Regions from separate parts of the Mus musculus genome. Here all the other regions are linked to region 3. A link is a loop called in an ENCODE intact Hi-C map of the cell type or tissue named here. Cell type or tissue: heart. All regions are shown on one strand.

The links. Peaks named below come from ENCODE experiments on the same cell type or tissue, not always from the same donor. Only the 100,000 strongest peaks of a DNase experiment are listed, where the experiment ranks them.
Region 1: it touches region 3 in a loop (3.0-fold over the local background); 9 of 42 quality-filtered maps call a loop at or near these places.
Region 2: a loop joins it to region 3, with 4 times the contacts of the local background. A loop is called at or near these places in 18 of 42 quality-filtered maps.

The regions. Positions count from the first base shown.
Region 1 is chr7:139,586,555-139,594,554 of GRCm38, reverse strand. All of the region lies in intron 1 of Gm33031 (a long non-coding RNA gene), which reads right to left. Among named protein-coding and RNA genes, the nearest start is that of Nkx6-2, 7.8 kb to the right of the region's middle. In heart, a CTCF peak has its summit at 4,080 (motif pointing left); a DNase peak (open chromatin) is centred at 4,124; H3K27me3 peaks cover 4,205 bases.
Region 2 is chr7:139,116,305-139,124,304 of GRCm38, reverse strand. It overlaps Stk32c (serine/threonine kinase 32C), which reads left to right. Exons shown (of 12, transcript NM_021302.3): 4 at 1,303-1,476; 5 at 2,331-2,368; 6 at 2,455-2,544; 7 at 2,846-2,949; 8 at 3,519-3,635; 9 at 4,939-5,064; 10 at 5,157-5,288. Among named protein-coding and RNA genes, the nearest start is that of Dpysl4, 34 kb to the right of the region's middle. In heart, a CTCF peak has its summit at 4,717 (motif pointing left); a DNase peak (open chromatin) is centred at 4,704; H3K27me3 peaks cover 3,078 bases.
Region 3 is chr7:139,294,792-139,302,791 of GRCm38, reverse strand. Gm32486 (a long non-coding RNA gene) reads left to right here and starts at 5,860. Exons shown (of 3, transcript XR_880989.2): 1 at 5,860-6,019; 2 at 6,253-6,373. In heart, CTCF peaks have their summits at 2,940, 3,140 (motif pointing right) and 4,112 (motif pointing right); DNase peaks (open chromatin) are centred at 2,153 and 3,171; H3K27ac peaks cover 4,378 bases.

The DNA.
Region 1 (8,000 bases), 290 kb before region 3:
TGAAGCCTGCTGCAGCTGCCGGCAAGTCTGACCCAGCAGAAGGTTGCACAGGGCAGGTGGGTCTATGTGGGCATTTTTAAGAGCTTCAGTTTAAGACTTTTCCTGCACAGCTCAATCCCTGAATGTCCTGCCCATTTCGGTGAGCTTGGAGATCCCAGACCCTAAATCTTAATGATGGGCAGTGTGCGGAGAGACAGCTTAACCCTAGCACCTGAGTGTTCCTCTTCCGCTATCTTTCTAGCATTTCTGGGAAGCTGGGTACTCAGTGTGCTTGCTGTGGCAGGGACAGAGCAGAGGGCCTCAGGGTTCCTGGGCTGCAATCTTGCTCTGAGGATTGTAGAAACAACGGGACGCAGAAGATTCCTCAGTATAGGGCCCCTCGGGCTCAAAGAGTGCATATCCACACTTCCTAATATGTCTGACAACAACGGTGGCCATTCCACCAAGTTCCCTGCAGAGGTATGCCCCTTCCTACAGGCTGAAATGGAACTTAATGGCTGGAGCTTGGCAGCCACTTCGTGCAATGAGATAGAACTTACATGTGGAGGATGATGGAGTCGCAGCGAGGAACCTGGGTAGCTGAGGTTCCTCAGTAAGGCTGGTAGGAGGATAGTACTCTACCTCATTGCATCACTAACTAGAACCCTGAAGACAGCCCAGGTCCAAAAGCGGGGCTTTGCCTTCCTTTCTGTGTTTGTCCAGCTCCAAAGTCACTTGAGAATGGGCTATGTATCTGGCTTCAGCCAAGGATTCTACCCAGAGGAGAACAGAGAGAAGTGGATGGGGTGTGCCGGACTTAGCTGGGCTATGGAGAAGGCCCAAGCCAGAGAAGTCCGGGTCTCTGCTCCGTTGTTCTGGTGTTCTGCTCTAGCAGCTGTTCAACTCCCTGCCTCCCCACACTCCCCAGCATGGAAAACGGGGAGAGATGCTGAGCATGACAGCAGACAGGAAGAAATGTCCTCAAGTCCTGAGGTGTCCAGACAGAAGCCACCAGGAACCCCAGAGCGCCCCCTATCCCACGTCTAGGCCCTTTGCCTTCAGGGGACAACTAGGATCCTTCCCCCTTTTTTTGTCCCCAGGCCTGGTGGTTCTTGGCTGCTGAATGAGTCAAGGAGATCCTGTCCCACAATTCCCTGTATCACCAAGAAGGGCTGAGGCTGGGCAGCAAGGTACCTCCCACAACACAGGGAATAAATAGTCACTAGATTCACACAATGGGACCCGAGTGGACCCTCGGAGCCTGTTTTCTGTTGGGGTGGCCAAGGTGGAGGGCGAGGCTGACTCTCCAAGCGTTCGGCTTTGAAAATTATCCTAGTTTGCTTTCTGTTGCTGTTACAAATGTCATGACCAAAAGCAACTTGAGGAAGAAACGAGTTTACTTCATCTTACATCTCTCAAGTCACACTCCATCACCGAGAGGAGTCAGGGCAGGAACTCAGGGAGGGAATCTGAAGGAAGAAACTAGGCAGAGGCCATGGAGGAAGACTATTTGCTGGCTTGCTCTTCATGGCTTGCTCAGCCTGCTTTCCTATACATGCTGGTACTACCCACAGTAGGCTGGGCCCACCTACATCAGTCATTAATCAAGAAAATGTTCTATAGGCATGCCCATAGGCCAATCTGGTGGAGGCATTTCTCAATCAAGGTTCTGTCTTCCTTAGCTTATGCCAAAGTGACAACAAAGCAAATCAACAACAACAACAACAGTAAAAACAACAACAATAACAACAGCAACAGCAGCAGCAACAACAACAGGAAAACCTAATGAGCATAGCCAGGTGGCAGTGACATACCACACGCCTTTAATCCCAGCATGTAGGAGACAGAGGCAGTTGGATCTCTGAGGTCAAGGCCAGCCAGCCAGCCATCCTGGTCTACAGACTTCCAGGACAGCCAGGTCTAGTCAGAGAAACTCTGCCTTGAAAACAAACAAACAAACAAGCAACAACAACAACAAACCCAAGGAATTAAAAACTCATGAGCACATAAGGTCTTTACTGAAAGTTTAGAAAATGGTCCAGATGGACAAGGCAGGGATGAAAGACCCTGTGTGCATTCTGTCAACTCTGTGTGTTTGCACTAAGAGACAGTGGGGGAACTTGAGCATTGGAAGGAGTCTGAACTGGAGAGGCAGCAGAAGGTCTGTGTGCTGGCTTTCAGTGTTCAACCTTTGGCTCGAAGACCCTGCAAATTTGCCTCCAAATCAGAAGCACTTTGTTGGCAACCATACTCACCCCCTAGGGTAGAAACCACCCAGTGTTGGGAATTGTTTCTATCTCTCCTATAGAGCAAAGGGAAGAATCATGCCAGACACAGAGAGGAAGCAAGAGATTGTTCATCATGGGCAGTGTCAGGAACCCATCCCAATGGCCAGGGAGACCACACAAAGGAAAGGTCTTTGATGAGTAAAAGGGGTGGTGGAAAGCAGGGGTCAAGGCCAGCGCTGGGGAACACAGGAGTGTGTAGGTTGAGTGTATTGGTTACTGCTTTATTAAAGCTGTGCTAGAACACCATGATCAAGACAACTCGTAAAGAAGGGTTCATTTGGCGTATGGTCCCAGAGGGATGAGAAGCTGTCGCGGTGTGGAAGCATGGAAGCAGGCAGCAATCATGAGGCAGAAGCTGAGAGCTCACATCTTGAACCACAAGCAGAAAGCAAAGATGATAGATACACAGGGAATGCCACAACGTTTTGAAACCTCAAAGCCCCCTCCCAGTGACAGATCTACTCCTCCAGCAAGACCACACCTCCTGAACTTTTCAAACAGTAGCAATGAGGACTAGGTGTTCAAATGCCGAAGACTAAGACGGCTTCTCATTCGTTCAAACTACTACACTGGGCATCTGTAAGATGGCCCATGGAGAATTTAGTGTTGATATGTAAAGACACTGACCTGTCTCACACTTCAGGCCAGTGTTTACAGCACTGCAGACCAATCTGTCCGCCTGCCCCTCTTGCCGCTGACGCCCCTTCCCCAGAGTCCTTTCGTTAGCATTCGATCCAGGCAGGGCTAGGCCCATCCTTCTGTTTTGCTTTTTGCTTGCCTTTGTTTCAAGTGGGTGTGGTTTGGTTTTGTCATCCCAGAGGTCAAATCTAATTTACACATGATAAGATAAAGGGTCCTACCAATGGGCTACATACCCAGCCCTTAATTTCTTGATAGAGGTTCTGCAATGTAGTTCAAGCTAGCTTGAAATTCTCAGTCCTTCTGCCTCTACCTCTTGCATGCAACAATTGTAAGCTACCATCTTGACCCCACAACTACTTGTACTACCATGATGATCCCACAGTTTGGGTTTTAATCATTGTGGCCTCTTAATTTGCTTTAAGATCTGGTTGCTAGACCCTGTTGTTATCTTGTATGTAATTTGAGCATTTGTTTCCATCTTAGACACTGGGAACATTCCTCTCCATTTCCCAGTTGTATTAGATCTCATTTGTGTGTACCCTAAGTACTCGAGGACTTTACCAACATCTACAGGTTTTGTTATTGTTTTGTTTGTTTTCTGCCTACACAGCCTACAAAAGAGAAAACTGGTCTCTGATGCAGAAGTTTGTCTCTCTGAGCTATGGGGACTGACAGCATGCTACTCAACGAAGCATTAAAGTAGGGTGGTGACCGGCCTGCTCTGGGGCTACTGCGGAGGGGGATGAAGTGGCGGGCGGATGTAGTTTAACTCTTACTCACACAAATGCAGCTAAGGGCAGGAATAGTACTAGAGCAGGGACTTCTGCCTCTCCTCCTGAGGGGAAATCTCTTATCCAGCAAGCTGACCAGTCTCCTGTGGTCTTTCTCATACATGAAGTTTCAGGACCACACTGACATCTGTGTGGATAGTATCAGTGCAGAGAGCCAGGCACCAGCCAGTGTCAATGACTGCCGAGAGGTCCAGCATGCAGGGAAGCTAGGGAGGAAAACTGCTGCCCTAGCACCCAGCTTCCTAAAAAAAAAAAAAAAGTGTCAAAGCTTCCTAACTTAAGGGAGCTCAGTTCCTTACTCTTCTGTGTATTTCCTGTGTGAAGAGAGAAGGGTTGGTCACATTGTCCGGCTAGCTTTTCACTGCCACCTGGAGGCCACATGTGGAATGGCTTCTGGCCTCACTACTGTGGTGGGTCAGGCTGAGGCTGTGCTGTGAAACCTGGACCTCAGCAAGAGATGCTGATGATGATAGGCTCAAAGCCTGTGGGAAGTTTGGACAGGCCTGGCCAGAGAAGCAATGTAACCAGAGGTGCTGCCAGCCACCGGGTCAGTACAACAGGCTTAAACACTGGGTCCCCAAGATCAAACTGCCTCCTTCTGGGAGCTCTGGCAGGGCCTGGCTACCACCTTCCTCCAAGGTCAGTGGTTGTTGCGTGCAGAAGCCTCACCACCTAACTGGAAAGTATAGACAGAGTCAGCTGACACCAGCTAGTGGCCATCAGACCTGGGCACTGTGAACAGCTAAAACAGCCTCAAAACTTCCCCTTAGGGCAGCTGCTCTGGAAAGACCCAGTGTCCCAACATTCCCCATCACATAGCCTCTTGATTCTGCCCACTGACTGCTGTGTTGTCTATAAAGTAATCTACTTGGTTAGTGGCCTCTGGACCTAGTTTTGATTTGCAATCAGAGGTTTCAGTGGGGCTCAAGTCAAGGGGCCAAGCCTGGCTGGCTCAAACCCATCCTGATGGATCCTTTTTACCCAGACTGTTCATCTCAGTACCATCTTCCACACCCCACCACCTCCTGGCATCTCCCTTTCCCTGGAATCCAGAGGAGAACTTTGGATATCTGCTGCTGTTTGGTCGAATGTACATATGGTTCCTCCATTTGAGGCTCATAGGACATTGCCCAGAAGAGCTTCTTCCAAGCCATCCCTCCCCCTCATGGCTATAAGCAATGCTGGCTGGCAGCTCAGGGGCCTTTGAGAAAGGTCTCAGGGCTCTCCTAGAGAGGCATAGTACAGGGCTCCCAGAGTGAGCACCAAATATGGGACTCCTAGGGTGAGTCCTATAGTGCTCCTGGGGTGAGTCCCATGGTGCTCCTGAGGTGAGTCCCATGGTGGCCCTGTACAGTTCACCCCTCCCCCCTCATAACTCACTCTCCTCCTTCTGATTATGCTCTTACTCACAGGTCAGGAATATTCTGTGTGTTCCTCATTTCATGTGTGTATTTCCTTATCTACACACACACACACAGACACACACACACACACACACACACACACACGAGCGCACGAGCGTTCAAGCACATGGAGAAATCTACGGCTCCAGCAATTGGGTCTGTCTGAACCTCACCTCACTCAAATCAGTCTTTGAGCTTAAACAAACGCAGCGCTTCCAGGAACACTCAGACAGGGCCTGATCCGTCACGTCTTGCACTCATTTCTGAAGACCTGGCAGGACTCTTATTATTTCTTATTAATAGAAGTGATGAACGTTACCAACAGAAAGCCCCGTGCTGAGCAGCCAAGGCAGCTCAGGGCTGTCAGCTGTCCTGTGATGGTGGGCAATTGGTGGTAGCCTCTGAATATGAACAAGTGTGTTCACTTTGGGTTAACTGGGGTGCCTTCCTTAAGAATAAGGTGTGGTCTGCTCTAGTCATTGTCACGAGTTCACACAGTGTCCCTGGAAAGAGACTCCACCATCTTTACCAGCTGACCAGAGCACCCAAGGAAGGGCAGGGCAGTGACAGTTGGTGACCACAGGGTTTCTGCTTACTTCCTTGTCAATTTCCACCCTTAATGTTATGTTGCCACACTCGGAACAAATGGCACCACCCCGCCAGCATCCTTAATCACAGGATACTATCCTCTTGGTGTAATTCTAAGGTGCATGGTACTCAGCCTCCAACTCACTCCTTTGCTTAGTGCCCATCTCCCATCACAAGGAAGCACCCAGCAAGACCCCCATCCCCCATCCCTAGCCAGATAGGAAGGTGGACAAAAGCCTGGGGATGATAGAAAGAGTAATTACAAGCTAGAATCCTCAGACCAATCAGGATGATTGCCACTGGTCCTCCCCATCACAGGCATGACCAGCTGAGGCTGCAGGGAGCCCCTGGCCAGGGCTTAGCACAAGGATACCCAGGAGAGACCTCCCCAAGATGCTTAGAGTTTGCCTACCTCAGAAAGCACTGACTTTGGCAGCAACTGAACCTCTCACCAGCAGAAAGTCACCTCCACCCTCCACCAGAAAGCCCTCCAAGAGGGCACAGCTCCTGACTGAAGTACACCAAGAGCTCCTCTGGAATAGCACACACACACACACACACACACACACACACACACACACACACACACACACACACACTTGCCATTTCCCCCAGCCGGTTCAACCCCATCCCTGTATCACAGCAGTGATGGCCAGAGCATTAGCCTTAACACAAATCTTTTACCAGGCTCAGCAGTCAATTAGCTCATGTGGCACGTGGTCAGACACCCTGAAGGCCCCCAGAGAGAGCTCATTACACGCGATTGCACATCTGTGCCTGAGAGGCCCCGGGGAATTAGCTCTGCACTGTGATTTACAGCATCTTCTCTTTGTCCTTCCCTGAAGGAGACAAGATTCTTGGACACACACACTCCTCGCCACCCCGTGAAAGAGTGCACCTTGGGTGGCATGTGACTGTCTCCTAGAAAGCCTTAGCCCTCTCCACCTCCTGGCCTTTGCAGTCCCACAGCAGATCTACTTGCTTCCAGGGCAGGCCCTCTTGTGACTTAGGTAATTCTGCTCCATAGCTCCTACCTTGCTTCCCACTTGGTCTTCCAGCACATAGCAGAGGGTGGGAAGCCCAGCTGCCCAGTGTGCCTGGATAAAGCTGTGGAGGAGTTAGATATATTGCCCTCCAAATAAGAAGAACCAGGTACTTTCAACAAATCACAGCACAGGATACCCAAAGCCCAAGGAGAGAGGGCTGGCCCACAAGATGAGGTCAGGGCTCAGTTTTGTGTTATCTCACAACACATTCCTGAGCATTCAACTGCTACCTTAGCAGAGTCATTAGTCCATTGGTTCATCCAAGCTCTTTGAAGCTTGGTACCTGGTGGTGTCAGGGCTGGTCTGAGACCAAAGAATCAACTGAAGAGGGCCAAAGCCCAAACAGCAAGCATCCCAGGAGGGTTGGAAGAAGCAACCAAGATTTCCACCCTCCTACAGAAGGGCATCTGTTGGGAGAGAGTGAAGTCTTTGTCCAGGCACCTTGTAGCAGCCACAGGGACTTGAAGATTAGTGTTCCCAGTGCTGTGAGTCAACTACACAGTGTGGATGGTGAACACCCAGCATCACTCTTGAATTTCTCCTCGCAGAGCTGAAGCCGAACCTTTTGAGACTTCTGGGCCAGAACGCAGGCTCCTACGAAGCCACCTGCATCCTCACACCTGCCCTGACCATCAGCTGGGTCTGGCCAGAGTCAGCAGAAGACATCTAAAGAGTCCTGGCCAGCCTCTTTGCACACTGATAGGAACCTCCTGGTTCCTGGATGGCACCTGGGTATGTGGAGGCACACAAAGGCAGTGTGTTGGAGAGAGATACCACACATCCTTGTGAGGGCACTCCTATTCTCTGTGACTGTTGGACCATCTGGTCCCTCAGTCCTTGTTCAGGTCATGGCCTGGCACCACTCTAGCATCCTAGGCATCTTAGTGAGGTAGTCCTGAGATCTCCACAGCTTCTTCCCCATCCACCCTCTGGCAGGGAAGCTAAGTCCCAAGCAAATCGGTTACCCTCTTGGAGGTCACCCCCATGCACTGGCAACAGGCACCTGTGAATGAATCCTCTGGGGAGCAGAGAAGACCCAGACTTTTCTGTCCTCTACTCCCTATGCCAGCTCTCAGAGGCTTTTCAGCATGTTTAAGTTCAAGGACAGTTTCCTCTCCCAGGACCTCAGTGAAAACACGATAAAGAAGAACAACCCAGTCCAAGGTTGGCCCCCTGCCCCTTTCAGCCTGGATTGATCTTCATACTTAGAAAGCTACAGGAAGACAGGCTTGTGATAGAGACCAGCACCTCTCACAGCTCATG
Region 2 (8,000 bases), 180 kb after region 3:
CAGAACCCTATGCCCACCTGCCCCAACTGCAACCTGCTGTCTTGTTTTCTGCTACAGTAAGTCAAGAATCTACAAAGTAGACAGTGGCCACTTCCCAGAGGCTACATAGCATGGCTCCAGAATGGCTTGCTTCCTACTTAGAATCTCCAAGATGCTTGTGGCTGGTTATTCCCAGGCAGGCTGAGAAGTGACAGACTCAGGTAGCATTTTTGTGGTACACATTCCATCTTGTTTTAGCATACTGGACATCATAAAGCAGGGAGAAGGTCTAAATGAGACATACCCCTCAAACCCACCCTTGTCAGGGGAAAGGAGGAAGTTTGCTGTGAGGTGGGAACACAGTTGGCACTGAGGCTTTTTGGAAAGAAGGAAGGACAGGATTTTTGTCTTTGGGGCCTCAGCAACCCAGCCTCCCAGGCACTCTAAAAGACAGTGTTGCCTAATGATCAGACACACACACACACACACACACAACCTCTGGGCCTGCACTTCTGCCGTCCACAACTGTTCAGGTGCTGCAGTGACATGGGCCACAGCCAGGACTTCAGACTCTATTTTCCTAACCTCCTGCAGCTGCACTCCCCCTTCCACACCCCAGAGCCCTAGATGTCACCTGCCACCTAGGCTTGTGTGCACTGGGGACATCCCAAGTCTCCTTGCCCCTCTTCCTGACCTCTTCCTCAAAATCCTGCCTGTGCCACCTTCTCCAGCCTCCTTCCACTGAGGCTGAGAGAGAATGGCTTATGGAGGACAGGGAACAAGATAACCACCATCACTATCACCACTACCATCACTATCATCACCAGCTCTTTTATCACCAGCACCATCACTGTCATCACCAGCACCAGCACTATCATCACACTATCGTCACTATCACAAGTACTATCTTGCTATCAACATCACCACCACCATCATTATAACTAGCACCACCACCATCATCACCATGGTCATTAAATACCAATTCCTCACCCAGATCTGTACTCAGCATTTTACTGGCATGGTCTCATGTTCTTCTCTTACAAACCACTTTTGTGTGTCCTCATAGAAGAAGCCAGGGAAGCCTGGAACAGCTCGGAAATGTGCAGTTTCTGTTCTCCAGTTGTCACTTACAGGCATCTATGCTCACAGCCAAACCGCTCTCATGGACATGGCTGTTCTGTCTTCCCTGGGGTCTTGGCACAGCTCTGAGCAGGGTGTGGGGAATGCCCCAGGCAGGATGGTGATCAGACTGGAAGGAGGGAGGAGCCGCTGCTCTGGATCCCTAAACCATTCATAGGCCAAGTCTTCCCCTGGTACCCACAGGTACTCCTTCCAGGATGAGGAGGACATGTTCATGGTGGTGGATCTGCTTCTGGGGGGAGACCTGCGCTACCACCTACAGCAGAATGTCCAGTTCTCAGAGGACACAGTGAGGCTGTACATCTGTGAGATGGCCCTGGCCCTGGACTACCTGCGTAGCCAACACATCATCCACAGGTGTGTGAACACCTGTGGCATGAGGCATCTTCCTGGGCTGAACGGTTGGGAATACCCTTGGGTCACACTCAAGCCTGGTCTGGCTCCTCTTCCCAGCGGTGGGCCCTGTCCAAACTACCCACTTTGAGGATGGACGCAGAGGACTTAGTCCTCATGGGTGTACCACAGAGCCTGGCCACACCCAGTGGCTCTTATTTATCTATTGACCACATCATGGGACTTCATACTGATTGTGGCATTTGTAGAAACCACATGGAATTGGGGAAATGTCTAATTAGAAAGCAGGTAGGATCAGGGAGCAGAAATTAGGCTAAAACCCTGCAGTCTTGGCTCAAACTGAGGTGCGTTATAAGGCAGATAAACCTGATTTCTAACCTCTCTGCCCTGGGATTCTGTTGTCTGGACAGGATTCAGGTATGTGATGGTTATTGAGTGCTAGATGTGTTCCTAGAAGTCAAGGTGGAGAGGACTGATGTCAGATTGTGAGCAGAGTGTAGACAAGTCCTCTTCTGTGCAGTTCCAGGGGTCTAGTGAGGGCATCATGGGAACCCGGCCCTGAGGGTCTTCTACAGTCCCCAGAGGCTTCCAGCTGTAGGTGCCTTCTGCACCTACATGTCCTCTGGCCAAGACTCCATGGATTGCTGGTGGCTCCCTTGTAGCTGTCTTCTAGGAGGCCCTGGTGCCCTCTGAATAGTGTGCGGTATGCCCTCTATGACACTAGGTTCTATGTTAGGATTCACTCTAAAAGCCAAGCCTTCCAAGCCTCTGCCTCTGATGGGAGCATCTGTCAGAGACGTCAGGGCATGAATAGTGTGGGTCTAAGCTCATTTTCTTGTTACCTTCTGTCCTCCTAGAGATGTCAAGCCTGACAACATCCTCCTGGATGAACAAGGTGAGTCCCTGGAGCTCTGGGACACAGAGAGGAGCATGGGTACCCGGCCCAGGACCTGGAAAGCCATGTCTGCCCTTTCTTCACAGGACATGCACACCTTACTGACTTCAACATTGCCACCATCATAAAGGATGGGGAGAGGGCGACAGCTTTAGCTGGGACCAAACCGTACATGGGTAAGCCAAAGGCGTCAGATGACACCTGACTATGCAGAGCCATGCCCCTGCCTAGTCCTTACTCCATAGTCAGATAAAGTCTTAGAGCAAAGGACCTTGGGGTGCAACCAAATGGCAATGCAGTGTTTTATCTGCTGTGGGCTGGTCCAGAAGGGGGCTCCTCCCTGCAGGTGGCACAGTGCAGAACTGTGGCGGGTAGGGTTCTCTTTTAGATCTGGTGCAGACCTGGCTGGCGGTGTGATACGGGGTCATCAGACCCTCTAGCCCCACAGCTCAGCTCTTTCTTCTCTTCGTTGGAAAGCTCCAGAGATCTTCCACTCTTTCGTCAATGGCGGGACTGGCTACTCCTTCGAGGTGGACTGGTGGTCGGTGGGGGTGATGGCTTACGAGCTGCTACGAGGATGGGTACGGAGCCTTGTAACCCTAAGCTAGCCACTTCCTTGCCCCGGACTGGCTGAGAGCCATGGATGGAGGATGATACCCCTCCCCCCATAACCTCAGAGGACTCGGGCTTTTAAGCATATTAAGACAGATGCCTGAGTTAGCAAGTCTCCTTGGGTGGCTGGTGGTGGATGGGATGTTGTATGCAGCAGGTTCTTGGGAGGGACTTGCTTTTCTCTAGGGGCAGAGGCAGTGATCTGCGTAGGTCTCATACGGTATCCTCTACCATTCCATGGAGCCCCAAACCTGGAAAAAAAAACCAGCACCTCCTGTCCTTTTGGACTGAACCACCCAGGCCTCAGAACCACCCTTGGTGGTGGTAGAGGGGGCATACCCTTGACAGATGAGCTTCTGGCCTCTGATACCCAGTTCAGTCGGGGCGCAAGCTCTACCCCCTGGCCTCTGGATCAGGTGGCTGCTGTTCTCAGAGCCTGGCCTTCACCTGGGCCTGAAGCTGGGTTCCTAGGGTGTTTGTACTTTTGTCTGGGTGCCATGCTGGGGAAGGCACTGGTGTAGTGCTTCCCTGCCCACAGAGACCCTACGATATCCACTCGAGCAATGCTGTGGAGTCGCTGGTTCAGCTGTTCAGCACTGTGAGTGTCCAGTACGTGCCCACCTGGTCCAAGGAGATGGTAGCCCTGCTGCGAAAGGTGAGCTCCCTCCCCTTCCCTTCTCCCAGAGTACCCATCCCTTCTGAGCTCAGGGAGACACCCCATCTTTCCATGGGCTCAGACTCCTTCACTAGCCCAGCCATAATCTTTTCTGGCAACTACTCTGAGACCCTGTGTGCCTCAGAGAGAAGGAATCTGCTACCAACATGTAGGTTTCTTGTTCTAGCAGCAGGCTCTCTGTGTTGGGCCCTCCTGGTAAGCTAAATATTAGCACACTCCAGTCTGTAATCCCCATCAGGAACTAATGTGACAGGACGTGGCTATCACCCACCTCTCATGACGCTCAGACCCAGGCAAAGACGGCATCAAGCCTTCTGCATCACACGTGTAGTGCAGGAAGAGGGTACCAGGATGACACGTAGCTCAAGCTATGTTCTAGTCTCCTTTACCCCTGACCACACTACAAAAGGTGCACAACACTTCTAGGGAACAAATTAAAAACCAACCCAAAGCCGGGTGTGGTGGTGCATGCCTGTAATCCCACCACTTGGGAGGCAGAGGCAGGCAGATTTCTGAGTTCGAGGCCAACCTGGTCTACAAAGTGAGTTCCAGGACAGCCAGGGCTATACAGAGAAACCCTGTCTCGAAAAAACAAAAAACAAACAAACAACAACAATCCAGCCCACCTCCCACCCTGTACCTTACAGCTAAGCTCTGTCTATAGCTGCTGGTAGGAGGATGGAGGATCCCAGACATTAAGGACACAGGGATGGAAGGATCCAGGCCATCAGGGACACAGAGACACTATATATCCAGGGACTGGGCTAGGGGCTGTTTAATCACAAGAAGAGCTGTTCTCTAAATAATGTTGATTGAAGTATTGGAAGGGGTAGATCCAGAGAGCAGAAGCTATAGCCAGGACAGGTGTGAAGAAAGGGCTATTATATACGAGACCTGACCAGGAGGCACCTGGCCCTGGTGATCTGATGTCCTGATGCAGTGCGGGTATGAATGTTTCTGGAGTCTGGAGGTGTTACTTGGAAGCTTTGCAGTAATTAGTTGGGCCTGCATGCTAGTATGAGAGTGTTAGCCAGGCCATCACTGCCACCTGCTGGCAAATCTTGGCAGGACGTCCCTGCAGCTCCTCTGTTGTCCTTGGATATGGGGCACTGGGATCAAAGAGTCCCTAGGGCCATATCCTTTGATGCCACCTTTTCTCACAAGCCACTTTCGATCCTGAGGTTCCGAGCCTTGTTCTATGGACACCTTCAAGGGTCGCCCCAACCTGAGACAGGTGGCCATTCTTCTTTGGGGCTTTATCTGAGAGGGGCCCTCCTTGCAGCTCCTCACCGTGAACCCTGAGCACCGGTTCTCCAGTCTCCAAGACATGCAGACAGCCCCATCGCTGGCCCACGTGCTGTGGGACGACCTGAGTGAAAAGAAGGTGGAGCCAGGCTTTGTGCCCAATGTAAGCCCCGAGTGCCCAGACAGGTGGCTCCAGGCTGTTGGGGTGGTGGTGGAGAACCCGCAGGCTGGGCTCAGTACCCTGTCTCTCCACAGAAAGGCCGCCTGCACTGTGATCCCACCTTTGAGCTGGAGGAGATGATCCTTGAGTCGAGGCCTCTGCACAAGAAGAAAAAGCGGCTGGCCAAGAATAAGTCTCGGGACAGCAGCAGAGACAGTTCCCAGTCGGTGAGTGCGGGCCTCAGGGTTCAGGTCCTCCCCACATCTGTCTGTGGCATGCAAGGTCCCATCACAGCGCTCTGCATGGCCTCTGGGCAAAGTATGCATTCTACAATCAAGCAAGAGTCTTCCTAAAGTCCCAAGGAGGCCTATGACCTTCCCTCTACCTTTCCCGATTCCCTTGTCATAACTCCCACCCGCAGCCTGTCTGCACAGCTGCCCACAGCTATTTGCTCCTGGCCAGTAATTACCTGGAGAGCCAGGTGTGGGCAAGAGCAGGCACTCAGGGTGAAAAGCCCCGGATGCTATGCCCAGGGACATTAGTGCTCTGGTGACTTGTGTCCTGTTACATTGGTGCTCAGGTGTACCATATCCAAAATCAAAGTGACAAAGCTCTGCTCTCCTAAGGCTCCAAGAAGGAAACCATTCCCTGCCTCTGACTGTGGGGCTAGCTGTCAGAGTATCCCATGTAAAGTCACACTCACTAGTCTTAGGGTTTAAGTTCTCAACATATTTGAGGGTGAGGAGTCACCGTTTAGTTCCTAATACCAGGGTACAGATGCGACGTGCAGGAGAGCAACTGTTATGTGTCGAGTAGTGGTGATCAGTGGTCAGTGTTTGCCTACCTTTGGGCCTGTCTGAGCCTGGCACTCTGGAGTATAACTTCCCAGATCTGTGTTGTCCTAAAGAGGGTTGTATTAGTCAGGGTTCTCTAGAGTCACAGAACTTATGGATAATTTCTAAATAGTAAAGGAATTTATTGATGACTTACAGTCGGCAGCCCAATTCCCAACAATGGTTCAGTCGAAGCTGTGAATGGAAGTCCAAGGATCTAGCAGTTACTCAGTCTCACGCAGCAAGCAGGCGAAGGAGCAAGAGCAAGAGCTAGACTCCCTTCTTCCAATGTCCTTATATTGTCTCCAGCAAAAGGTGTAGCCCAGATTAAAGGTGTGTTCCACCACACCTTTAATCCCAGATGAAAGGCCTAGCCCAGATTAAAGGTGTGTTCCTTAACTCGGAGATTCAATCTTCTGGAATCCATAGCCACTATGGCTCAAGATCTTCAAACCAAGATCCAGATAAGGATCTCCAAGCCTTCAGATAAGGGTCACTGGTGAGCCTTCCAATTCCGGATTGTAGTTCATTCCAAATATTGTCAAGTTGACAACCAGGAATAGCCACTACAATCCACCCCTTGTCAACTTGACACAAATAATATCTCATGTTCACATGAAACAATAACAAGGTTGTAAATACGCCTAACATGATATAACTATCCCTCGTACAATCGCAAACGCATTAGTAAATTTACAATGGGCATTCATATTACTTTATAATCCTCGTTTCTGCAACTGGTTACGTGGCCTTAATTGGTATTTATAACTACCTTCCTCTACTACCCATTCTGTATTTCCTTCACCTTCAGCCAGCACCTCAGCAGGTCTTGGCTCTTTTCCTGGAGGATTGACCCATACCTTCATTCCTGATGGGTCTGCGTCCTTTGTCATCCTGCTTGGATTAGGCTGTTGTAGTTTCCCATTGACTTTAATCACAGGACATGGTAGTACTAAGAGACGCCCTAAGGGATCTCCTGCACTCCAGACATAATCTTGCTTACCACCATTGTGAAGAGGTAATCCAATTTCCCCATGGTAATCTGGATCTATCACCCCTCCTAACACTGTTATTCCTTTTTTAGCCTGTTGGTTTAAGGGCATTAGAAGCCCAAAATGACCAGGGGGAAGTCTGAGCTTCCAGTTCAATGAAATGTTTGTTGTAGCTCCTGGTAGGAGCACTCCCCTCTCTGGAGCCAAAACTTCTAAGCCAGCAGAACCTAGAGTTATGGGGACAGGAAGCAAAAATTTTCCTAGAGGGTCACTAGGAGTGATAGTAAGTGGAACTATTCCGTTTTCCACCCCTTGATTCCTGGACCCATGAATCCTGGCTATGGGTGAAACTGTACCATATATTGAGCGCTGATTCAAAGCATATACTGCCTTCTGAAGAACTCTGCCCCAGCCTTCCAAGCTGTTACCACCTAATTGGCGCTGTAACTGCATCTTCAAAAGGCCATTCCATCTTTCTATCAGCCCAGCTGCTTCAGGATGATGGGGAATGTGGTAAGACCAGTGAATTCCATGATCGTGAGCCCACTGTCGTACTTCTCTGGCTGTGAAATGAGTTCCTTGGTCAGAAGCAATACTGTGTGGAATACCATGACGATAGATGAGGCATTCTGTCAGTCCGTGAATGGTGGTTTTAGCAGAGGCATTACGTGCAGGAAAGGCAAATCCATAACCAGAATAAGTATCTACTCCAGTAAGAACAAAACGCTGTCCTTTCCACGAAGGAAGTGGTCCAATGTAGTCAACCTGCCACCAGGTTGCTGGCTGGTCACCTCGAGGAATGGTGCCATATCTGGGGCTCAGTGTTGGTTTCTGCTGTTGGCAGATCTGGCAATCAGCAGCAGCTGTAGCCAGGTCAGCCTTGGTGAGTGGAAGCCCATGTTGCTGAGCCCAAGCATAACCTCCATCTCGACCACCATGGCCACTTTGTTCATGTGCCCATTGAGCAATGACAGGGATGGCTGGGGAGAGAGGCTGATTGTCCACAGAACGGGTCATCTTATCCACTTGATTATTGAACTCCTCCTCAGCTGAAGTCACCTTTTGGTGAGCATTTACATGGGACACAAATATCTTCACATCCTTTGCCCATTTG
Region 3 (8,000 bases):
GGTGGTCCCTCTGCCCTGAGGGGGGCAGTGTCCTTGTTCAGCCAGCCATTCCTGAAGGAGGCAATGTCCTTGTTCAGACCCTATGAAATAGCCAGCCATTCCTGGGGTTGTCCTCTTGTTCAGCCAGCTATTCCTGGGGTTGTCCTCTGGAGAGGTCCAGAACAGATAAAGGGGGAAGTGACAAGGGCTAGCCATGCTAAAAGGCCACCACTAAAACCTTGTCTGCAGGGACTACAGAACACTGACTCCTCCTCCCCAGCCCTGTCCATCAGCCAGCAGCAAGCAGCTGCGCTAGGCCACAGCCTGGGGGAGAAACCGGAGCTGGGACCTACCAGGGGATGCCTGTTGTAAGAGCAGGCTTACCAGCGAGGCTTTCAATATGAGAAGGCCTTGCTGGGTACCGCTGGGTACCACGTCCAGCTTTCCTGTGTGTGATGGTTATGGTTAATTGTCAACTTGATACAATGTAGCTTTCCTGTGTGTGATACAATGTAGAATCAACTAGGAAGAGAGTCTTAGTAAGAAATTAACCTATGGGCGTGCCTGTGAGAGATTGTTTGTTTGTTTTTGAAATTGGGTTGCTATGGGAAGACTGTGGTGGTTTGAATGAAACCCCCATAGGCCCATAGGGAATGACGTTATTTGGAGGGGTAGCCTTGTTGGAGTAGGTGTGGCCTTGTTGGATACAATGTGTCACTACAGGTGGGCTTTGAGGCTGCTAATGTTCAAGCCAGCTCTCTCTTCCTGCTGCCTGCAGATCCAGTTATAGAACTCTAAGCTACCTCTCCAGTGCTGTGCCCATCTGCCCTGCTTCCTTGCTGAAGCCTAAGCAATGCTGTCTTCTAACCATGGTCTTGACCTACCCTAATGACCAGACACAGCAGCCTTGGTGCTTGGCTAAGCCCCTTGGCTAAGAGGAATCTATCGTTGCCCAGACACTGGGTCCCCTAAGGCTATCTGGTCCACGTCCTCAGGAAATGCTTCTGTTATCTGGATGTAGGGAGCATGCCTGACAGTGCTAGGGAGTGGAAGGTGAGGGCTGACCTTACAGATCTGCTCCCTGGTCACGAGAGGGGCCTTTGCACTTCGAGGCTATCAGTTTCCATTCCGTTGTGCTGATAAGATAGCCTGACGAAGGCAACTTGTGGGAGCAAGGGTTTATTTGGTTCACAACTCTAGGTTACAGTCCATCAATTCTGTGAATGTCACTGCAGCAAAAGAGTGAGAGAACTGTCTGCCTTACATCTGTAGTCAGAAGACAGCAATAGGTGTGCGCATGCGTGCATGCGTGGATGAGTGCGTGCTGGAGCTCAGCTTCCTGTCACCTTCCCATGCCTTCCAGGGCCCTGCCCATGAAATGGTGCTGTCCACATTCAGGGCAGGTTCTTGTTTTAGAGTTTCTATTGCTGTGAAGAAAGTCTATGATCATGGCAACTCTTTTAAAAAGAAAACAAAGGTGGTAGCACAGGCCTTTAGTCCTAACACTTAAAAAGCAGAGGCAGGTGGATCTCTGTGAATTTGAGACTAGCTTGATCTACATACTGACAGGATAGCCAGGGCTCCCAAAAAAAAAAAAAAAAAAAAAAAAAAGGAAAAAAGGAGGGTGGGGTGGGATGTGCGGAATCTTACTGTTTATCTTGGACAGACTATGTGTCTGTTTCCCTTCAGTCAATCACAGGGATATCCCTACCTTCCTACTATGGGTTACTAACACTGGGCACAGGCAAAAGAAAGGTCCAACCTACGTACTTGGGTTAAAAGCAAAAGAAGCAAGGTAGGGGTGATCAGTCTCCACCCATGGCCACAGGTAAATCACTTAAGGGGCAGGGCCCTGTAAAAGCACTGACCAGTCCACCCATGTGCCAAGAAGCTGAGTAGCTCAGCAGACCAGGGCCAGAGTGTTGGAACAAGGCTACAGACAGGCATAATAACAGTGGCCTTAGCTCTGGCATAGGCTCTCAGGGCCACAGAATCCTGGGACAAATGTCAGGAAGCCCTTGGGACCCGATTGAATGTGGGCTGAACCTGGGCCCTGGTATAGAAAGCAGCCTCCCTAACTTGCCTGAGCAGGCTGGGCTCTTCACGTGGCTCACCCATGTGCACCTGCCACCTCTGAGCCCCGCTGTCACCCTGCCAAGCATCCGGGTTGCTATGGAAATGAAGATGTCACCTCGTTCCTCTCCCAGGACCTGCACACCCTGTGCCAAGGACTCAGTGTGAGATGTTTGTTACAACTCAGCTTCTTTGAAAACACCCTCCCCCACTCCCCCAGGATGACTGCATTGACCTTGGATGCCCTGGCGTCAGAGCCAAGCTCTGCAGCCCCAGAGGTGTAGCCCATTTGCCCTAGCTCCCCGGAAGTGTGCTCCCTCATGTCTGTGCCCTCATGGCTATGCCACTCCAGTTCCGTGTCCCGCAGGATGGTCCCATGACTGTTCTCTGGGACTCTGCATCCAGGAAGAGGTACCCCCCACAGGTCTGTGTGAACTGGGGCTATGCTACTTCTAGCCAGTTTGCACAGCTAAGGAGAGACATGAAAACCTTGGCAGCCATGTTGCTACCACTCCCCAGCTCCCACCTGCAGCACAATGGAGCCTCTCTGAACTACCCTGGCGGAGCACCCTGGAAACCAGGGCTAGAGAACTGACCCACCCAGGGTCCAAGCATCTAACACTCCATATCCATCGGGCCACTGGCATTGTGTCTCTACCCCATGCCGGTATCCCTGAGATGCTATGCCGTCTCTTAATCTTTGAGGTTGACAGTCTCTGCTTTAGAAAAGTTCTTAAGCTCAGCCCCCAAAGTTCCAAAATATGTACATTTATCATGAAATCAAATCCACATGCAGCCCCTAGACCTTTGCCTGGCTCTCGCCTCACAACACTGGTCACAGGCTGTCCCTTCTTCTGTTTGTCCATGGCCCCTCTACCTAGTGCCTCTCCAACTTCACCCTAGCTGCCCAGAACCTTACCTTGGGGATTTTCCAGGACACCCCTCTCTCTTGTCTTAAAAAAGTGCTCACTTTTCTTAGATACTTAATCTGAGAAGAGGTGATTGTATTCCTTTCTCTTGGACCTGTCAGCCCTGAGCCTGGATTCCCCTCTCTGGATCTATGCAATACTGCGAAGTGTCGGCAGGTGGCGCCACTGCACTGTCGGGTCCCTTCCTGCTGGAGGCTAAGGGAAGACCACCCAAGGTGGCACAGCCTCCTCCTGCCTGTGACCCCACCCTGGGAAGTTCTAAAGGCTGAAGTGCTCTTGAGGTGGGGAGCAGCTGAGAGTTGTTCAGGACTCTGCTGTTTTAAGACCGTACCTAGAGATAGCGTTAATATCATTCTGGGGCACGAAACAGGGGGGGTGCGGGGTGGGGGAAGCAGAGCGGGGGTTTGTTGTTGCCTGCTCAAAATCTAGTTTCTTAAAGTGACCCAGCAAAGCCTAAGAGTCTAGCTCTCCCTGTCCTCCCTGCCACACTCCAAATCTCAGTCCCAAGCAGACTGGCCACAGGCAGTACCGAAAGCACTGGACATCTTCCCTGGGAATTCTGCCCTAGTACCTAGTGGTTTTGCTCAGCTGGGATTGGGGGAGGTGTAGGAAACATCAAAGTTCTTAGACAGACGGAGGCTTCAATCCTCAGACCAGCCAGACCAAAGCCAATGCCAATCAACCTTGGGTGCTGAAGACCAGCCCTGTTGGGGTTAAGGGGACATGTTAAATTGCTATCACCAGATGGGTCAGTTGGGACCACCAAACCTCTAGCCCCTCCTTCCTGCTATATGGCTTCCCGGAGGCCCTCAATTTGGGAGCCAGGCTACCCAGAGCTTCATGAAGGTCAAGACCAGGGACTCTGCTTCTCTTTGGCAGTCTGGCTGGTCTGAGGATTGGGGCCTCCATCTGTCTAAGAACTTCGATGTTTCCTGCACCTCCCCAAATCCCAGCTGAGCAAAAAAAAAAAAAAAAAAAAAAAACAAAAAAAAAACAAAACCCACTAGGTACAAGGGAATATGGAGGGGATGTGGGCCTAGCTACCACAGGCAGCCGGTGTAAGGGTTGTTGTTGCTATAAGGGAGCCTGGTTCAGTGTCGCCTTTCTGCAAGAAGCCAGCAGATGGTGCCCACCCCTTCAGGTTCTGCTGACCACATAGAGACGACAGAGTCAGGTCACTGGGCAGCAGAAGGTCCTGTGTTAGGCAAGCCAGCCTGTGTGCCTCTGGGGATTAGCCTTGTGGGCTCTAAACTGAGTGCTGGTAGCCACCATTGCCAGGAGGCCCCAAGGAAGCAGTGCTCTGCAGGGCCATTCCCTCCTTTGCTGCTGACCGATGGGGCTCCTGGATTTCTGCAATGGGTTGCAGCTCATTGTGTCCCAGCACACTCCTGAGTGTCACCTGCTAGGAGCCAGGTACTCCTGTGGATGTGGGTCAGATTCTGTTAAGTGGACCTACTGTAACTCTGTGGGTCAGATTCTGTTAAGTGGACCTACTGTGCCTCTACTCGATTTGTAGCCCCTCCCCCCCCCCCAGTTTGGGAGTGTATGGAGGGAAGTGTCCCAGCTCCAGGTGGACCACACCTCCCCAGATTCCCTGAGCACATCTGCTCTATAGCACTGCATGCTCCTATGACCGTGAAAAGGGCAGCCTGTCACCCACATGTGCTGACTGGAAGTCAAAGTCAGATGTGAATATTTCATGGATGGTAACATAAATAATGCACTTAAGCGGAAGGATAATGTGAATATTTTATACATCGGAGTGCAGTTGAATTTAAAAAAATTTAAAAAGTCCATGTTATAGGCATATAGCCTGAGGTCACATGGGAGGCAGTTGGTAGCCTGGGGCATTTCTCAGGCTCAGGTCTGTGTTAAGGCTGCATATCCGCACTTTCTGCTCTCCTGGGGTTACAGTTCAGCCCTTACCTGCCCCCCACCCCTTCCTGATGCCACTATGCCCCAAAGCCCACAGGATCTGCATTCTGGTGTCTCCTGTATTTGAGACCTCAGCAGGTGGCCCTCTGAATAAAGATGGCTCCTCACAGTCATGCTAGGAAGGGCCCAGCTAAAGCAATGGGGCTCCCTACACCAACATTCTGGGGTTCCTTGCTCTAAGGGAGTGAATAGAGGCTTGAGTCCCAGAAAACAAAGCAAGCATTCCAGGGCCTCCAGCCTACCATCTCCTGGCTTCTGTTTAATCTTTCTCTACTAAAAAGGCATTTCTTTTTATATTTTTAGACTTTTGGATAATGTACATTTTAGTTTATTAATGTCTATAATAAAAGCCCAAGAGAAACTCCTCAGTACCAGAAGAACTCGGGCAAGGCCTAGGGCAGGCCTCTCTTTTCTCTTCATACTTCATGTGGGAGCCACATGTGGGAAGGGGATCTAATTCTGCTTCTCTCGAGGTGAGGCGCGGGGGTGGTGGTGGGGGCATCCTTCTTTGGTTTAGAAACCCCACTTACTAAGGTAATGTTTAATTAGTACTGTTATGGCCTTCCTTGCTGTATGTGAGGGCTCTTTAGACCAGTGTCTGAGGGCTGGCTTCCCCTAATGCCCTCCTCCCTCGACCATCACCACCCTGTCCCTTAGAGAGGGAGCCAATGTTGCTCATATTGTATTTTAATTAGGATTTTTGACAGGCCATTTGTTTCCAGCCTCTGCCTGAGCAGACCAGTAGGCTTCTCAGGCTGTCCCCCTCTAAAACCTGAGGGGCTATAGCGGCAGCCCTTCCAAGGCAACCTGGGGTCCTGGGAATGGGTGGGAGGGTGCCGCCAGGTGAGCCTCCCCAACTTCTCTGTGTCGGGAGCAAGGGTGGTCCTACTTACTACAGCCTCCCCAGGCTACATTCCTGAAAACCAGACTGAGGCCACCTGTTCGCACAGGCCCAAACCGGCTTTTCCGGCCGCCTAGCACTCAGCTTCACCGGGCTTCTAGCCTCTGGCCTCTGGTGTGTAGGAGGCAGGGGAGAAGGTTGCTGTGGGGCCTGGTGCTGGCCTTGGAGAGAAACTGGAAATGGGCATCTATCTCTGTCTGAGGTTTGTGTAAAATCAGGAACCTACAAACCCTCCCGTGCCTGGGCCTTCTAGGGGAAGAGATGGAAACGTTGATTCAGAAAGGGGGAGGGGAGAAGGAAGGGGGTGGGGGAGGGCAGGGGGAGGGTAGAAGGAAGGGGGTGGGGGAGGGCAGGGGGAGGGTGGGAAGAGTACAGGATGGGCACTCACCAAGGTTGCACATACTTAGCCCTCTCTGCCTCTCATATCTCCTACAGGGAAAGCTATCAGAGGGGTAGAACCCAGTGGCCCCTCCCTGCTAATGCTGCATCCAGTCCAGGCCCAAGGCACCCAGAAGCTCTGGGCTAACCCTGATCTGCACTGTGACATAGATGACAGGTAAGGGGGCAGCCAGGTTCCTCATTGCTCTGTGATGGTCCCACGTGTCATCCCTAAGGCTTGGGGTCTGGACTACATGTTGGGCCACTCTGGCCACCACCACTCAGGATGCAGTAGGACCTGGATTCCAGGTCTGGAAGCAGACCCACACCCCTAGGAGGACCCCCTGCAACTAGGCCCCCAGCCTGACTGTCATTCTGGCAACCCCAAAAACAACCCACTAGAGAAGCACTAGGTCACTGGCCCCTACTTCCAAGCTCAGGTGGGTCTTGGAAAATTCCCACAGTGAGCTAGCTCCCAAGGCCAGGCTGTGCTTCTGAGGGGACACTACTCAGGGCAGAGGTCAGGTGTGCCTCTCCTCAGAGAACCTCATCATCTCTTGTCTATTAGCTATACAGAGTCCCTGGGGAGCAACCTGGATGACCTTGCTCAGACTGGATCTTCCACTTTCCCTCCTTGTCTATTCTCTCTGACATTTCTTCCCCTACCCTCCTGACTGTTCCCCTTCCTCCTCCTCCTCCTCCCCCTCCCCCTCCTCTGCCAGCTCCTCCCCCTGCCCACACTTCCTCTGTCTCTCCCTGAGTGAGTCAGCAGGGAGCTAGCTGACAGCCCATTGCAATCCCTCTGTCTAGCCACCCTTCTCTTCTAGAATGTTCCATGCATGAGGCCTCCTCTGCACTCAGTCAGGCGTGGACCCTGACTACCTTTCCCCTGAGCCTGCTTTATCTACAGAGGTAGACCAAGCTCTTTCTTACCCTTGGCCTGTCTTCTACTGCTGCTGGTTGCAAGGGTGATTGGGCCTTACCTAAGTGAGAAGGAGGGTCCTTCTTCCCATGGGCCGTGGACATATCAGGGGGCTGTGTTGGGAAGGGCTTGATGCTCATAAGTGGTGGGGGGCAGGGGGAAGGAGGCTAGGATGCCATAGTCAAAGCCCAGATTTACTACGAGCTCATCAATTAGTGGCTCCCACCTTGGGCCCCTCCAGAGAAGTTTCTAGAATCCCATGCCTCTTTTGCAGAGTGCAGCCCACAACTGTAGCCCACAACTGAGGCTGTAGTCCCTCACACTAGGCCTTAACCCCACCCTACTGTATTGTACCCAAAAGGTCCAGCCTTAAGAAGGCTGCAGCCTATGCCTTAAAGTCAATCCCTGGTGTAATGTCTCCAGTCGACTCTAAGACGCCATGACCAGCCTCTATCCCTCAGCCTTCATGAGATCACCCAGGTTTCTGGGATATGGACAGAGCCTGGAGTGGCTGTGCTTACTCAGCTAAAGCATTGTGTCCAGGAGTTGACAGCCAGTGGGGGAGGGACGTTTCAGGTCCCTTTGACTACTCTCCCTCAGCCAAGGGTATTTGAGGTAGAGAGGACGTGAACAACAAACAGCCTTCTTTGCTCCTGCTGCAATGCTGGCAATGGAGGGGGTCTAGGGGGTGTAGGACGAGTCTCTATACAGCAATATGGATAAAGGATTAGCCAAGAGAGGGACAGGAGTCAAGGAACAAATGGGGTGTGAGGAGTTAGGGGACCTTGAGCCTGGGAGCTGTGACAGGGCCAGGCCTCTCTTGCCTCTTGGGGGATAACCAGGCCTAACCACTCAGCTCAGCTCAGGGACTTCAAGGCTTCCG